Regions from separate parts of the Mus musculus genome. Here region 2 is linked to region 1. A link is a loop called in an ENCODE intact Hi-C map of the cell type or tissue named here. Cell type or tissue: left cerebral cortex. All regions are shown on one strand.

Evidence for each region. Peaks named below come from ENCODE experiments on the same cell type or tissue, not always from the same donor. Only the 100,000 strongest peaks of a DNase experiment are listed, where the experiment ranks them.
Region 2: a loop joins it to region 1, with 2.7 times the contacts of the local background. A loop is called at or near these places in 3 of 42 quality-filtered maps.

The regions. Positions count from the first base shown.
Region 1 is chr5:22,497,532-22,505,531 of GRCm38, reverse strand. Orc5 (origin recognition complex, subunit 5) reads left to right here. Exons shown (of 14, transcript NM_011959.3): 13 at 5,444-5,556. Among named protein-coding and RNA genes, the nearest start is that of Gm22887, 33 kb to the left of the region's middle. In left cerebral cortex, no CTCF peak of the experiment used is centred here; no DNase peak of the experiment used is centred here.
Region 2 is chr5:22,339,298-22,347,297 of GRCm38, reverse strand. It overlaps Reln (reelin), which reads left to right and starts at 2,593. Exons shown (of 65, transcript NM_011261.2): 1 at 2,593-3,118. The coding sequence starts at 2,890. In left cerebral cortex, no CTCF peak of the experiment used is centred here; DNase peaks (open chromatin) are centred at 1,746, 2,904, 3,136 and 3,495; H3K4me3 peaks cover 2,463 bases; H3K27ac peaks cover 382 bases.

The DNA.
Region 1 (8,000 bases):
TTTAAAGCTGTATTGATTTTGTGTGTGTGTGTGTGTGCGCGCGTGCTAGTGTGCATAGTGAGACCAGAAGAGCAAATGTGGTTCCTGTAACTGTTGTGCACCTCCCAGTATGCTTCTTGGAGTTGAGAGTAGCAAGTGTCTTAGCCCGGAGCAGTCGCCTCAGAATTTTCTTTTTTTCAAAAATAATTTGTAATTATTTTTACACTACAAATTTTTCTATTAATATACTTAAAATCTAAGTGGTCTTTATAGCTCTTAAATAAATCGCCATTTTGAAGAATAGAATAAAAGGTAAGAACTGGGGGAGAAACACTCAGGTTGGGTTTACTATAATCCTCCTGTAGTATTAAAAAATAATGTTTCGGGGGCTAGTGAGATGGCTCAGTGGGTAAGAGCACCCGACTGCTCTTCCGAAGGTCCGGAGTTCAAATCCCAGCAACCACATGGTGGCTCACAACCATCTGTAATGAGATCTGGCTCCCTCTTCTGGAGTGTCTGAAGTCAGCTACAGTGTACTTACATATAATTAATAAATAAATAAATAAATAAATAAATAAATAAATAAATAATGTTTCATAGCTCCAGACTCACAACCATCTGTAATGAGATCTGGCTCCCTCTTCTGGAGTGTCTGAAGTCAGCTACAGTGTACTTACATATAATAAATAAATAAATAAATAAATAATGTTTCATAGCTCCAGACTCAGACAGAGTTGTGAAAAGCAGTGTAGACTCACTGCATGGAGGGTTTGACTGAAAGCCCTACTTGAGGGCAGGCTTCAAAACCATAACCAATTGTGTTCTTTAAGTGGAAGATCTTATGTGCTTAAAAACCTACTCCAGTGCTACATCACTGTTTCCCACCTAAGGCCATATTGTACCCAAACGTTTTAGAAATCTTGATAAATATAGTCCCAACATGCTTTAATTTTGAAAGATTTTTGTATCTTCCTAGATTTTGAAATAAAGGTAATGGTTTTTAGGGTCTCTGAATATCTTATCAGTGTTTATATTTTCTTTCTTTCTTTCTTTCTTTAAAAAAAAGTTGTATTTACTGTCTGTTATTTCAAAAGCATACTTGTTTGCTATGCACACACCCCTTGTTGTATGTTTATGATTTTTTATTATTTAGTATTTATATGGCACTTCCATTCTAATATAAGTACATTCATGTCAGTTTTTGTTTTTTTGTTTTTTAGACAGGGTTTCTCTGTGTGGCCCTGGCTGTCCTGGAACTCATTCTGTAGACCAGGCTGGCCTCGAACTCAGAAATCCTCCTGCCTCTGCCTCCCGAGTGCTGGGATTAAAGGCGTGCACCACCACTGCCCGGCTACATTCATGTCATTTTTATTAGTTATTCCTCATAGCACCCTGGTGAAACAGAAGAGCGTTTATGTACTTATTTTTCTTTTTTTCTTTTTAATTAGGTATTTACTTCATTTACATTTCCAATGCTATCCCACAAGTCCCCCACACCCTCCCCAACCCACTCCCCCACCCACCCACTCCCACTTCTTGGCCCTGGCATTCCCCTGTACTGAGGCATATAAAGTTTACAAGACCTAGGGGCCTCTCTTTCCACTGATGGCCGACTAGGCCATCTTCTGATACATATGCAGCTAGAGACACAAGCTCTGGGGGTACTGGTTAGTTCATATTGTTGTTTCACTTATATTTTCTTCATTCAACTTTCTTTCTAGATAATTATACATTCACCTACAGTTGTAAATGGTGTTCCAGACCTTGTCTTCCTGTGTGTCCTTCACTGACTTCGCTCAGCAGGGACATTTTGCACAAGGTCCAGCTAAAAGTATCCCAGTCAGGAAGTTGGCATTGATGTAGTCTGCTGATCTTATTCTAACTGCCCCACTTCTCATACACATTTGCTATATGACTGGTGTTGTTGGGGTTGTTGTTTTGTGGGTGGGCAGCAAGGCCCGCTAATTTTTAAAATGTTTGTTTGGTTTGGGTACTAAGGATAGAACCCTGAGGACAGACCACCAAGTGTTTCTCCCTACATCTATTCATCCTTATATACATCTCTACATTTGGCCATAGAGACATTTTCTCCTCCAATTAAGGTACAAACCATTTTCATCATTATAAGGATCTACCGATTTTTCATTGACAGCTATACCCTTAAGTCTCCCTTGTCTTTCCCAGTCTGTGGTAGCTGAGATTCATCTTTCATGTATCAATAGTGTGGGCTCCTGTATAGGTGCGTGTACCTTTGTGTAGATGTGACAGGTGTCCCTGGCAGAAGTCAGTGTTGGGTGTCTTCCTCTGTCACGCTGCCTTATTTTCTGAGGCATGATCTTTTGCCATTTTACTAGACTAGCTGAGCATCACACTCTTGGGATCCCTGTCTTTACTCTCCCCAGAGTTGTGATTGCAGGTGCATATTGCCACACCAGCTTTTTGTGTGAGTGCTAGGGAGTCCTAACCACCTCTCAGGTCCCTTATGCTTGTTAAACAAGTACTTACCCACTGACCAATCTCCCCAGCCCCTTTCTTTGTTTTTATTGCTTAGTGCTCTGTGATGTGACTGTACCGGTTTTTAAACATTAACCCGTTTGACATATACATTCTTTCAAGTATTTTAGTTTAGAGGTGGTTGGTAGAGGTTTTTGGTTTAACTTTTATAAATGAATCTACTCTGGAATTTAGTCTGCAGATTTTTATATGAAGCTGTTCTCTTGCTATGTACACTGACTAAATAGCATTGGCCTAAATATATGCTGCTGCTATAATTTTTAATCAAGTATTAGACACAGGATGTGTTGCATTTTTCTACGTACTTGCTTTCTGTTGTTCTTTTCCTTTTTTGATGCTTGCTGCTCCTTTTATACTTTTGTTTGAAGAATTTTCTTTTGGCTATTCTTTGCCAGTGGCAAATTCTCTAATTTTCTCTTGTTTAAGAATGTCCATTTCCACTTAATTTGCAAATGGTAGTTTTGCCAGACACAGACTTCTCAGTTCATTTTCACAGCACTGTCTTCTGTCCATGGGGAGAAAAAGGCTAGCCATAAGTCTGGTGTTGCTGGCTCATGCACTGCAGTGCTAAGCCTGACTTACTTTCTATTGTTGGACAAGGAATTTCCAAGTTTTTACCTCTGTGTTATTCCTCGGGGCCTGGCATCCTGCATTGGCCGCAGTCCTTCCCTGGCCTCCTTGGTTGTCCCTGTGTTAGTTACTCCCAGGGGAAGCAGGATATCTGAATCTATGCCATCTTATTGGAACTGGAAGTTACTTCTCCTGTGGTTATCCTTTTCTAAATCCTGTAAAGCTTTTGAACATTTATTTTGAAATATGTTCAGGGTAATTCAAAGTTCAATTGAATGACAAGCCTTCTGTAAACTAGAAGTACTAAAAATAGATTGCCTGTAATGTTCAAGTAGAGGATGTTTTGTCATTGTTTAGTGAGCTTTTCTCCAAGGAAGATTAAGTCCTTCTGAGATGTTACTTTATAACCTACAGACTCTTCTCTCTTTCCTTGCTGAAACTAGAGAAGCTATGAATCAGCTTCTGCTCCTAGCAGTGTAATGACAGAAGTGACTCTTCTGTATCTCTTCCTTGGGTATCGTATTTGTCAGTGAATCCTGAAGAGCTAGATGAGAAAGACCATCTTGTCTTTGTCTTATGTGTGTGCTGGAGTAGGCAGGGGAGCTCCTGTGTCTAGCAATGTCTGATGTGTACACTGACGGCCTCAAGCTAGTTAGCTGTAAGCATGGAGACCTGCTTCTCTTGGATTGTTAGGAATATTTGAAGTTAAACAAGAAAAATTATTTTCTGTGTTGTAATCTTTGAATGTTCACATTCTAGAGAAAGTCCACGAGAGTTTAATGGATAAAAATAGATAATTAAGGATGAGATGATGGAAAGGGTAAATGTCCTTATATTTATGCAAAATTAGGAATAATTTCTTACATTTTTCTAAAAGTTTTGATTTAGAGTTTTAAATTGATGTGTTTGAGATTTAAAGAATTAAGCCCATAAATTATTTTTGTGCTTTGATATATTCTGATTTTACTCTAGCAACTTTATAATAAACTGGGAAATTTTTAAAATTTTTAACAAAGTATTCTTAAAGCATCAGTATTTTTTATACTATTTTATATAACAGGTGTTTTCCTGAACTGTGTATTCATATGTTACTGTTAGTTCTCAAATGACAACGTTGTGGAATGAATAGCACTGAAATTATGCTTTTTGTATACAAAGTCTAGATGAATTATTTTGTTTAGGTTTGAATGGTTTAACACTAGCTTTCTTAAAACAGCCCCCTAGCTCCCTAAAAACTGATATCATCATTAAACTCATATTTCGGAAATGACTTTGACTGATATTATCATGTTTTTGCACGCTTTACTTGATTGGTTTATAAATGGTAGAACTGAAAGTGATCTCAAAGTGGTTTATTTGTTCCAAGCTTTGCACAGTCACTGTGACTGTCCTGTAAGCATAAGCTTAGATAACTGAAAATGTGTTTGAAATTTTAACCTAGCTCAGTTAAAGACATATGTGATGTTTGTCCGTGAAAATGGTGGATGAAGAATAATAGGCAATATAAGAACCTAATTAAATATGAGATAGTGTTTAATTTATAGGAAAATAGAAGTTATAAGAAGTATAAGGAAAAAATTGCTGGTAAAGTAAGAGGTAATTAATGTTTTCTCTTACATTAAAAGAAGTACAAAGTAGACCAGCCTTTAATAATCCAGGAGCTTGTAAAACTTTCAAGCATTTTAGGAAGTGAATCCCTATGGAAAACAGGGCTGCAGTTAATTTAGCTTTGCCGTGGGAGAATGTCTTAACTCTTCCATTCATTTCACATTCTATTTAGGACAGGAGTTAGCTCACTTAGTAAAGTGCTTGCATGTATGAAGACCTGGATTTGGTCATTAGCACACACACTAAAAGCAAAAATATAGCACCCATTTGTGATCTCAGAGCCTGGGAAGCAGAGATAGGCAGACCCCCGAAGCTCACTGGCCTACCAACCTAGCCAAAGTGGTAAATACACCTTGGGTCCTTAGAAGAGAGACCCTGTCTCAAAAATTAAAAAGATAAATGGCTTCTGGGGAATGACACCTGAGTTTGTCTTTGGCCTCCACACGCACGTATACTTAAGTGTACTAAACATACACACACACACACACACACACACACACACACAAACATAGGAACCTGTATACATGCAAATGATGGTTATGTGAGAAAATGTTATATTTTAAATCATCTGTTAACAATCCAGGACTCTTTAGTGAGTACCCATCGTTCTTAAGCTAGGTTTTCAAACACACATACAAATTTGGGTGTACAGAGTTTACAATACTTGTATTTGTATGGATTCATTTATGTCTTTATTAATAGCACTGTAAGTAAATAAAGGTATCATTCAGTCTCATTAAATTTTCTCATAAGAATATCCTTTCATTTTTAGATTACCTCCCTAGTGACTCTACAGCTGTTAACCATAGTTGGTCATGAAGATCAACTTAATGGGCCAAAATACAAATGCACAGTTTCTCTAGATTTCATCAGAGCTATTGCACGGTAAGTGTAGATTATCTGATTGTGTAAAATGTCACAGTTATGCAAATTGTATGCTAACTAAAAGTATCCTTCCTAATATAATAAAAAGTCATTTAAACAAGAAAAGATCATTTAGCTGCCAAGATTGAATAAGTTCCATTGTAGCATCCTCTAATCTAGTTTATCAATGATGTAAAGTTACAAGTCGCAGCTAGTGTGTTAGATGACAGAAATGAATTGACTGCAGTACTATATATAGGAAGGTTGGATTCCAGAGATCATTGGCTACCAAAGCTCATATGTATGGAAACATGACACTCCACACCACAAGGGCATCCTCTTCCCTCATCAGCCCTCCTGCTCTCGCGTGACATCTTATGACACACACTAGCAGGTGCTGGCTTGAGCTCTGTCTCTCTCCATCCCACGTGCTACCACCTTCCCCAGTCCTCTTCCTCACGTCCTTAACTGACTGCCTAGACTACCCCTCTCTCTAGTGGCAGCAGATCCTCCAAGGCTGCTTGCTGTCTGTCATGAAATCATTCCCATGACCCCTCCTCTTTCCTTGTTCTCCTCAGGGATGATTACCCTGCTTCAGACTCCCAGCCAGGACAGTTTAGCGTGTAGTTTATAGCATTCTGTCCTGCCTACTAGATTCCTGACTGTAAGTAAACTATACATCCTGACGCCTGTGCTCCCCTTTCCATGCTTCATTCAGAAATACTGAAGCCATTGGTTTAGAACCCTGTCAGTGCCATTACTGCGGGTGGCCATCTATATCTCCCTGCCTGAGTGTATGTAGAGTGGGCATGGGGACCCTCCCTGCCTAAGGAATTCTTCACCTGCCTTTGTTCAGAACGCCTCCCCCTCCACTTCCCCAGAGGGCACTCCTCCCCAGCTGCTTGTTTTCCCAGTGGTTCTGAAGCCCTCTTCTGGAGACCCTGACTCCATGGTGCTGGCTTTTCTCTTGGTTTCTTTGTCTGTTTTTGCTGGGGTTCATTTGCCAGCCTGTTCTCTCTACCTGACCTTTAAACGGAGTTAGTTGTTCCTTGAGGCTTGATCCCAGCTTCTTTTCTCATAATACACTTTTCTCCTAAGCAATTTTAGCTATACCTACAACTTCAACAACCATTAGTAAGTCCCATTATTGTTAAAGGCCATTTCATTTTCATATTTCATATTTTTGACCTTTATTAGACATTATAGTCCAACTCAAGACTGAATTCAGAAAGTCTGATCTGTTTTCACGCATAAACAAGAAAAGAAAGGCTGATCTTTCCTTCCTGGTCCTGTTTGAGCGGTCAGCACTGCGGTCTGCCGTGCTGCAGAGGCCTAGAATTTGAGAGTGACCTTGTTCTTTTCTCCCGTACTGTCCATGTCTACTCACTGTTCTGTGAGGTCTGTAGTCCTTCTGTAGATCACACATTGGTGGCTTTACCACTCAGTGATGTTCTCTCACTCTTTAGTAGCCTCCTAATTGATTGTCTCTACTCTTATCTAAATATAACCCACTCTCCTCACTACAGTCAGAAAGATCTATAACAATTAGCTTCAGTCTCCTAGACACAAATCTCCTGTATCTTCCTACATACATATGGCCTTCGTCCTGTGGACTCACACTTGAGCCTTTTCTAGGTTTTTACATTCACCATTTCGCATGTAGCTTTTCTCCACTTATATTTCACTGTGACCTTGTATTTCTGAAGCCTTTTCCGATATATCATCACTATCCTCACCACTTCCTGTATCACTTTCCATCCTCTGGGCTGAGTTTTAGGAAGATGAACTCTAATTATTCACCTTACAATTTACACTGATAAATATAAGTCAAAATACTCTTGTCCTTTCCAGTTCAGTAAAACCTTAGGTAGGACGGAACCATGTGGGCTTGTTTTGGAGGTGACATCAAGAAAAAGAGTGAAGAACACAGTCTCACTCGAAATTGAGGTATGGTAGGAGGAGAAAGTCCCTATGATGATTGTCAGAGAAGTGGCTGGGTCTACTTTGAGGCGTCTGTGGCTATCCTAATTTGCTTTCTATTGCTCTGAGAGAGATCATGGCCAAATGCAACTTGGGGAGGAGAGGGCTTATTTGGCTCTCTCTCCTGATCACACTCCATCCATTGAGAGAAGCCAACTTAGGAACTCAAGCAGGGCAGGAACCTGGAAGTAGAAAGTCATGCAGAGACCATGGGAATCTCTTCCTACTGGCTTGCTTTTCATGACTCATGTACTGCTTTTTATACCACCAAGACCATCTGCCTAGGGTCACCAGAGTGGGCTGGGCCCACCCATATCAATCATTAATCAAAACAAACAAACAAACAAACAAACAAAAACAACTCTATATCCTTATCTATAGACTAATCTGGGGGTCTGTATTTTTCACTTGATCACTCTAGTTTGTGTCAAGTTGAGCAAAACAGTGACAGCTAGTCAGCAAAGTTTTAAAGAACAAACTACTAG
Region 2 (8,000 bases), 160 kb after region 1:
CTGCACCAGTGTCAAGAGCTCTCATCTCCTTTCTGCCAAGTTCTTTCTTGCACAGAGATGCTTTGCCCTCCCTCCTCACCCCCACCAGAGATACCTTCTTCTTTATTAAGTCAGCTTCTTGTAGATTGTTAGAGTCAGCGCCTTCCTCACTTAAGCCAATGCTGCCCTCTTTTTTCCAAGACTATGTATCAATTTTGTAACTATAATTGATCATAGTAATAGATATCTGTCTCTCCCACTGAAAGGGAACATCCACAGGGCAGGAACTGCTTTTTCCCTGAGCTTAACAAAGGGTTTTGCATACCATAGTTGTTCAATTAGCATGTGGTGAACTAAAGAATGAGCTAGAAACTGTGCTATAAATTAAATACTTTATTGTATATGTATGTATTTAAAAGCTGGCGAGAAGCCACAAACCTAACTTTTGGCATTTTCCTCACATCATCTCTGGCCCGAGTTTCCCCATCACCAGGTGTTCCGAATCTGTTGCTTCAGCCCCCAGCATCCTTCCTGTTTTTCCGCTGCCTTTCCTGAGCCTTGCATGTTCAAGCACAGTGCTGCTTCAGGGCCTTTGGACTCTGGTTTCCTGGCCGCAGTGTTCTTCCCACATGCCCACATGTTCACAGGGTCTTCTACACTGAAAAGTCCCAGCTCTCCCTGCACTCTGTCAGGGAAGCTTTTCCTGACGTCTCGGTGGAGGGCACGCTCTTTGCCCTGTAAATCATATATTTCTGTTTTGCTTTTGCCTAACATTTACCTCCATTGGAAGTAATTTTCTCCTACTGTTTGAATTTACCCTCTCCCAGCACTAGATTCTGAGTTCCATGTGGTCCAGCACATGTCGGCTACAGCTCAGAGCATGGCATCCAGCCATTTGGTGTATAGGAGGTAGTTGGCAAATGTAACTGAATGGCTAGACCTCACATTGGCCTTTTCTCTTCTGTATATGACAGTGCTGTAAGTCTGCATTGATTCAATACCTGCTAGCCATATGTAGCTGTGGGTTATTTTAAAATGTGGTTAATGTGACTGAAGAATTTGAATTTGAATGTAAACAGCTGCTCTGGCCAAGCTTTATCATAATGGCTGCTGCAGCTAAACCGAAGCTAATCTAGGCTGGAGGAGGAGGCAGGTGTCTCCTGGGCCTGCCCAAAGTAGGTGGTCCGGTCGTGCTGGTTTCCTCCCGAGCTCGAGCTCGGGCTGTAGACAGTGGCAGGCCAGGCATCTTTAGAGTCAGCCTTCGTCTTACTTGGGGCAAGCTATTCTGATTTCTCCCCTGTGAAATGGGGGAAGTTTTGCTTCTTCCGGTGGTGGTGTTAGGATTACATTAGGCTAATGATCTACAAGCCTGTGCAGCCTGCATGGCACTTTGCTCTAGTGTAATATTAGTCGCGTGTATGAATATGTGTGCTGTTGAACTTTGGGAGGATTGGAAGTAATGGAGACCAACAGGCAGTTAGGTCCTTCCTATCTGCTGAAACTGTGAATGTGGCAGAAAAAAAAAAATCTTTTGCAATGAAATTACCACAGAGGTCTCCCTTTGGATCTTGCCTTCTGACGCCCTTCTCCCAAACTCAGGCAAAGACTACCATTTCTGACATTACAGTTTCCTGGTTTCTTTACAAGCAAGGCTTATTTTGGCTTGGTGCTGAGCCTGGAGAAATGCATTAAAACCTGGCAGCTCTGTTCTCCCGTCTCTGGGTGCCTCGGGGCTCCTGCCAGCGGTGCTCGGTTAAAAAACGTGCTTCTGGATGGTTTCACTTGCCCGCAGTCCTGCGTGAGATAGCTCATTAACGCCGGTTTCATTGCTGCTGCCAGCCACTCCTCTGCATGCCTTCCCCTCCCCCACCCCAGTGACAGTGGTCATGCATGACATGTAGAAGTAATAAACTCGGACCTAAAATTTACTACCCCCATCTCCGTCCGAGGAATCCCCTAGCAACGCGTAAATACAGAGTCCGGCGAAGCTCGCCTGTCGGGTCCCCTCACCACAATCCCCACGGCCGAGAAGCCCGACGATCTGGCCCCGCACCACTCCAGGTGGCAATCGCACCGTCACCCAATCTCCCTTTCAGCCTGGCTGCCACTGAAGACCCGGGCCGGGGCAGCGACGGGGCCGCGAGGCCTGACTGGAAAGGGCTCGCGCGCGCGGGGCACCGTCGCGGTTGGGGCCACTGACGGGAGGGTCCCCAGGACAAGCGCTGGCCGTGGGGACTGGGGGGCGGCGGGCCCCGAGGGGCGAGGGTTGCAGCCGGCGTAGACAAAGAACAGCGCGGTCCCCGCCGCCCTCGGCTTCCCCGCGCGTCCTCGCAGAACGGGCAGCCGTGAGCCCGGGGCTCCGGTTCCCCGGGGCAGCCCGTCGGTCTCTGGCCGCTCTCGTTCGCGCAGCGGCCGAGCAGCCCTGCCCTTCCGGGCGGAGCGGGCCGTGGGCGGGAGGCGCGCGTGTGCTCCGGGCACAGCCCGAGGTGCGGGCAAGCCCGAGGGGGCGGGGACGGGCGCGGGGGCGGGGGCGCGGCTGGGACACGTGTGGCGGCGGCGGGGGAGGGGGCGGCGCCCGGGGCTTTAAGAAGGTGCGGAGGGGGCGGGCACTTTCCCAAGCCCGGCCGAGGGGCGTCGCGTGCACACCGGCGGCGGCGGCGCTCGGAGGCGGACGACGCGCTCTCGGCGCCCGCGGCCCCGGTTCCCCCCGCGCTCTCGCTCCGGCGGCCCAAAGTAACTTCGGGAGCCTCGGTCTCCCGCTAACTTCCCCCCGCGGGCTCGGTTGCCCGGACCCGCTCGGCTCGAGCCCGCCGCCGGCTCGCCTTCCCCGCACGCGGCTCCTCCGTGCCGGTGCCTCCGAAAGTGGATGAGAGAGCGCGCGGGGCGCGCGGCGGCACGGAGCGCGGCGGCATGGAGCGCGGCTGCTGGGCGCCGCGGGCTCTCGTCCTGGCCGTGCTGCTGCTGCTGGCGACGCTGAGGGCGCGCGCGGCCACCGGCTACTACCCGCGCTTCTCGCCTTTCTTTTTCCTGTGCACCCACCACGGGGAGCTGGAAGGGGATGGGGAGCAGGGCGAGGTGCTCATTTCCCTGCACATTGCGGGCAACCCCACCTACTACGTACCGGGACAGGAATACCATGGTAGGTACCACCACGGCATCCCTACGGCGCCACGGTGGCCCGCGAGCGCATCTTTCCATCCTTTTCCTTCTTCCCAGGGGCCAGCCGGCCGGAGACCGGGACAACCTCCTACCTCAGCGGGGTGCGCTGCCTGGGGAGAGAGAACAAAGTTAGTGGAGAATGGAGTCCTGAGTTGGGATTTCAACTGTCCCCTAACACATAAACTGGTGCTTATGTGACAGGCCACACAAGCTTTTGGTACTGCTGTCCCCCACCCCTTCACTCCCTGCAGCTGCCGAACCTGCGCATCGTGTTTTCCTAACCCCAGTACTTAGATACCAGACTTTTGTCCTGTTCTGGGTCCTCCTTGGTGGGTCCCCAGGTGGCGCTGGGGTTGTCACTGGGTTTTGCCGGCCAGCTGCCGACAGATTGGAGCACTTTGGTCGGTGGCTGCCCATGCCGGCGGCCAGTTAAAAGTTCCCGCTGCTCTGCAGCCAGGAGTCCCTAGTGATCTGTCCTCAAGAAACAGAGCGGCTGTTTCCAACCCTTTATTCTTTTAAAGAGTCGTTTAAAATATCAGTGATTGATGATTTCTGTCATCCCCTTCATACTTTTAGCTTGGTGCTTGCTGTTGTTAGCATTGTCTGGGCGATGCTTACTAATCACTTGTATCTGCACAGCTTTAAGTCCCTGGCAGGACCTACAAGCTTCTCCCCACAAAGGCGATCCCTCTCCTAAGGGATCAGTATGCAATCCTTCATCGAGGTGAAACATTACTGCAAAGTTGAATTTTAGCAACAAGAAGAGTAATTTAATGTAGTATGCAGTCCTTCATCGAGGTTAAAACATTACTCAAAAATAAAAATTAGCTACAAGAAGAGCAATTTAGTGTAGTCCATATACTTTTAATCAAGTGAAATATGTGGGAGATAAACCATGTGTACTTTCTGTCTTCATTCTGGGACTTCTTAATGATAGGAAATGTTAAATTGGAAAATTTCCATAAAATATTTATACCCAATGACATAAACTATCATTGAGTGAACTCATGCCATCCCAAGGGTGCTGTCTGTAATAGGCTACAGGTGTTGACAGAGCAGAAGGTGGCTGGCATTTCACATAGATTTGGGAGTGAAAATTTTGTAAAAATGCTAAAGAGTTTTCTGTTTCAGTAAAACCTTCCTACCCACCTCCAAATGGCTTTGGCTGAGTCTGTTCATCCTAGATATTTACACCAGTGGCTTTAACAACTTCCTCAGAGGGGTGGCAGCCTTGTTCCTGCAATTTCATAATTTAATTTTAGGAAATCAATTTCTGTAACTAGTCCTTTAAATAAAAGGGTTTGCTTGTACGTGTTCCCTTCCCAACAGTTATCTGGTGCTTTTTCTGAGATCATGGAAATCTTTGCAGTGAAAGGAACGCCAGTGTGGTGACCACCCAGACCTAACCTACAGACTGACTGAGACAGTGGTCACTTGGCGTGCCCCTTAGCAGACGTGTAGCTGGTTATCTGTGAGAGCCGCTAGTCGGTGAGTGAGTGAATGCTGGTCTAAAAGGTGCTCCTGTCAAGCTGTGAGGGGTGTCTCTGATGACAGAGCCGCATCAGCCCCCACCACACAGACCCTTTGTACATCACTGCTGAAGGGAGTATCAGTGAGACTGAGAATAACCATCTACAGCTTTTGGGTTTGCTGTAAAGTTGGCAGATGAACCACAGCCTGACTGCAGTCATGTCACTAAGCCTGAAAAGAGGGGAATGAATGCATTCTTTCAGACTGGACATTGTAGGGAACAGGTCCCCAGAACCTCTCTTATGCCACCAGAAAAGATGGAGGGATTTTATCATGTAACTTGAAAGGTCAAATTATTAGAGTAATGCCATTTTAAATTCCTATTAAATATTGTATCAAAGTTTAAGCTTTGGGAACCAGCTGTATAACTCTAGGCCTTCAGTGTTTTTCCTATAAAATGCTCTACAGGTAGGAGAAATGCTTAAAACTGAAATTATACATATATGTGGCTTTTTAATTATTAAACCTTTGGAAATGAAAAAAATAGCATCTGTAAGAATTGACTCACTATAGGAAAACATAATAAATACATTTGTGGTTGACTCATTTTGATGAATGTTGAAAGCAGGAGGAGGTCATTTGATCAAAAGCCTACTTACGTAAGGAAATCTGTAAAATATGGGCTTGGGAATCTCTTTCTAGCCTTCTAAACCTTTTAAATGCAGCACTCATGTCAGGAAAAACGAGTTTGTCTTAGATTTCCATCAAGCTCGGGGATTTGGATGAATGGCATTTGGGTGGAGAGCTGGTAGTTTTGAGGTTTTTTTTTCCTTTTTCTTTCCCCCTTACGACTGTGTTGAGATAGAGCTGGTGAGTAGAACGGCACCCACCATAGACGGTTAATGGCGATGTCAGCTCCTCTCTGAGGCTTGGGCTGTGTGGCAGTGTATAATACAAGTGGTCCAAAGTCACACATTCTTGTATGAATTATATTTATTTAAAGATCTCTGTGGAAAGTCTTTGAGTAATACAGTGCTAAAGAGTCTAAGCCTGTGATAGAAATGTCAAGATTTCTAACAGTAAGTAGTAAATCTGCTCATTTAATGAGCTTCTATCGCATACATAACAAACGGTGAGAGTCAGGATCTCCTTCCTATTTGTTTTAAATTCTGTTATACAGGAAGGCTTTTTATGGCATTGTTAGTCATAGACAAACTATGATCTCTTCTCATGGATACACCACAGGACATCGTTGAGCAAAAAGGTAACCCGTTAGTGTTGAGTTAGAAAGGCCTCAGAATTTGAATGCTTTAGTTTTCTGCTATCCAAAGATGCACTCAACTTCCCAATGGGATTTCTAGACTTCAAATCTGAGACTTTTTTGTAGAAATTCCCAAACAATTGGAAGAGGAAAGTGGTTCCGTCTAAGTGGTTCAGTCACAGAGCCATCTCTGTCCCCTGCCACACCCAGGGATGCTCTGTTTCTTCTCGGGACCAGCTCAGTTCTGTGAGACGTGTTGGGGCTGAGCTGGCGTCTGCAGCCGGCTCCCTGTGATCATACCTCTTCTTCACAAACAACCGGAGGTGGCTAATACCATGTCTTCGCAACCCCCTTTCCTGTTGTCCGGTTAATTTACAGAGAATTTTGAATGTTACTTTCTTCCAGTTTTACTTAAAACTTCAGAAAGATGTTTATTCTTCTTTGCTTAGGACAGCTAATATCTTTGGGAAAGCAGATAATTTGCTTTGGGACAGAAAACCTTTTCCACATCTTGGAATTCATGTCAGATAAGAACCTGCCCACCATGTAACAGACTACACGGTCACCATTGTGAAGCTAGGCATCCTCTAAGAGCATTGTAGAGCAAAGCACATGAGCCTGCCCTAATGCCTCAGCCTTCAGAAGGCAATTTACCATGATATGGAGATGGAATCCCTGTTCTTTTGGTAGCATAAAGCAGAGGAAGTGTTTCATTAGCCATGAGAAATAGGCTCAGCAATACCCGACTGAAGGGAGGAACCAGCAGTAAGAACATGTCTGCAGTAAAATCGAATTGGCGATGGTGGACAAGGAGCATTGCTCTGCACTTTGTTGACTCAACATTACTATCGGTGATTTTTTTAATTCCATTTTTCTACTCCATCATTTTTTCACAAGTGACATTGTTGGGAAAGCAGGAGAATCAATTTCCTAAGGCCCAAACTGAACATTCCCCTTTAAAAGGCATAATCAGGGCGATGTGCTAGGGCTGCTTTGTTGTAATAATTAAAGTTACTACTTTGTAGGGAAATGTGCTCAGCAGCCAACTGGTTGCTGTTCATTTTTTTTTTTCAAAGAAAGCATGATGTAGTGGCCTTTAAAGTACAGAATACAGTCTGTCTTAGACTTAGTTTGAAAATACACCCCAGGCTTAGCTCCCTTTAAGGGAATGATGTTACTATTCGAATGAAAGTGATTTCCGATTGCTAATGTAACTATTGTTGATTGGTGTGTGGCCACTTTTCCTGGTTATGTTAGAGTCTGGAATCAGCACATGTATCCATCACATGCAGTTCCTAAGTGAAGCACACCTGTGCCCTGTGCACATATGTCTGTGCAAATTGGATGTTTAGAGAATTCTGTCTCACTTGTTACATATTTTATCTTACTCTCCTCGGTTTATTCCACTCATAGTTTACTGGTGTGGTTCATATTTTTTTGAAATCATATAAATCCTACTTTGTCCAATTTATATTCTGTGTGTTCCAGTCTCAAGCTGGAAAAAAAAAAAAAGCCCAGGTGTTTGGAATGCTAATCTAAAGCCTCTAGCCTGGGCAGAACTCGAGTCCATGCATAGCACCACAGAACTTAGAATAATACCTTCATTTTTGTGAATGTTTATTTTGAATGACTGTTTTATTTAGATGTTAAAAATAAAAGATGCTTGTACCTCTATAGTCACAAACCGCCTTACTCCAATAAACATTTCTTTTTATCTCTAAGAGGATGTTGGATATTTTAACAGGTTTCTCAAATAAGTACAAGTGGATTCCAGACTTTCCACTGATTGATACAGTTAAAAGGAAACATTTAAGAGTGATTTTTTTTGTTGTTGTTGTTTCTTTTCCTATTCTTGAGAGTTGGCCGACTTCATAGGATCATCTGTAAGCCTAACTTTGGAACGATTACACATTAGGCTACAATTTCATTCTGATAATCTATAATGCTACTTTGGATAATTGTTAACTTTAATTAATTGGACTCATTACATCTTTAATCTTCCCAACTATTTGCTGAGGTAGAACCTTTCACTTCAGCGAAGCTTCACATCTGAAAACCATGAACTGAGGGACCAGGATTTTGTGAAGATTTGGAATTGAGAGGATTTGTAAAGACTCGTATGTTTTGCAGA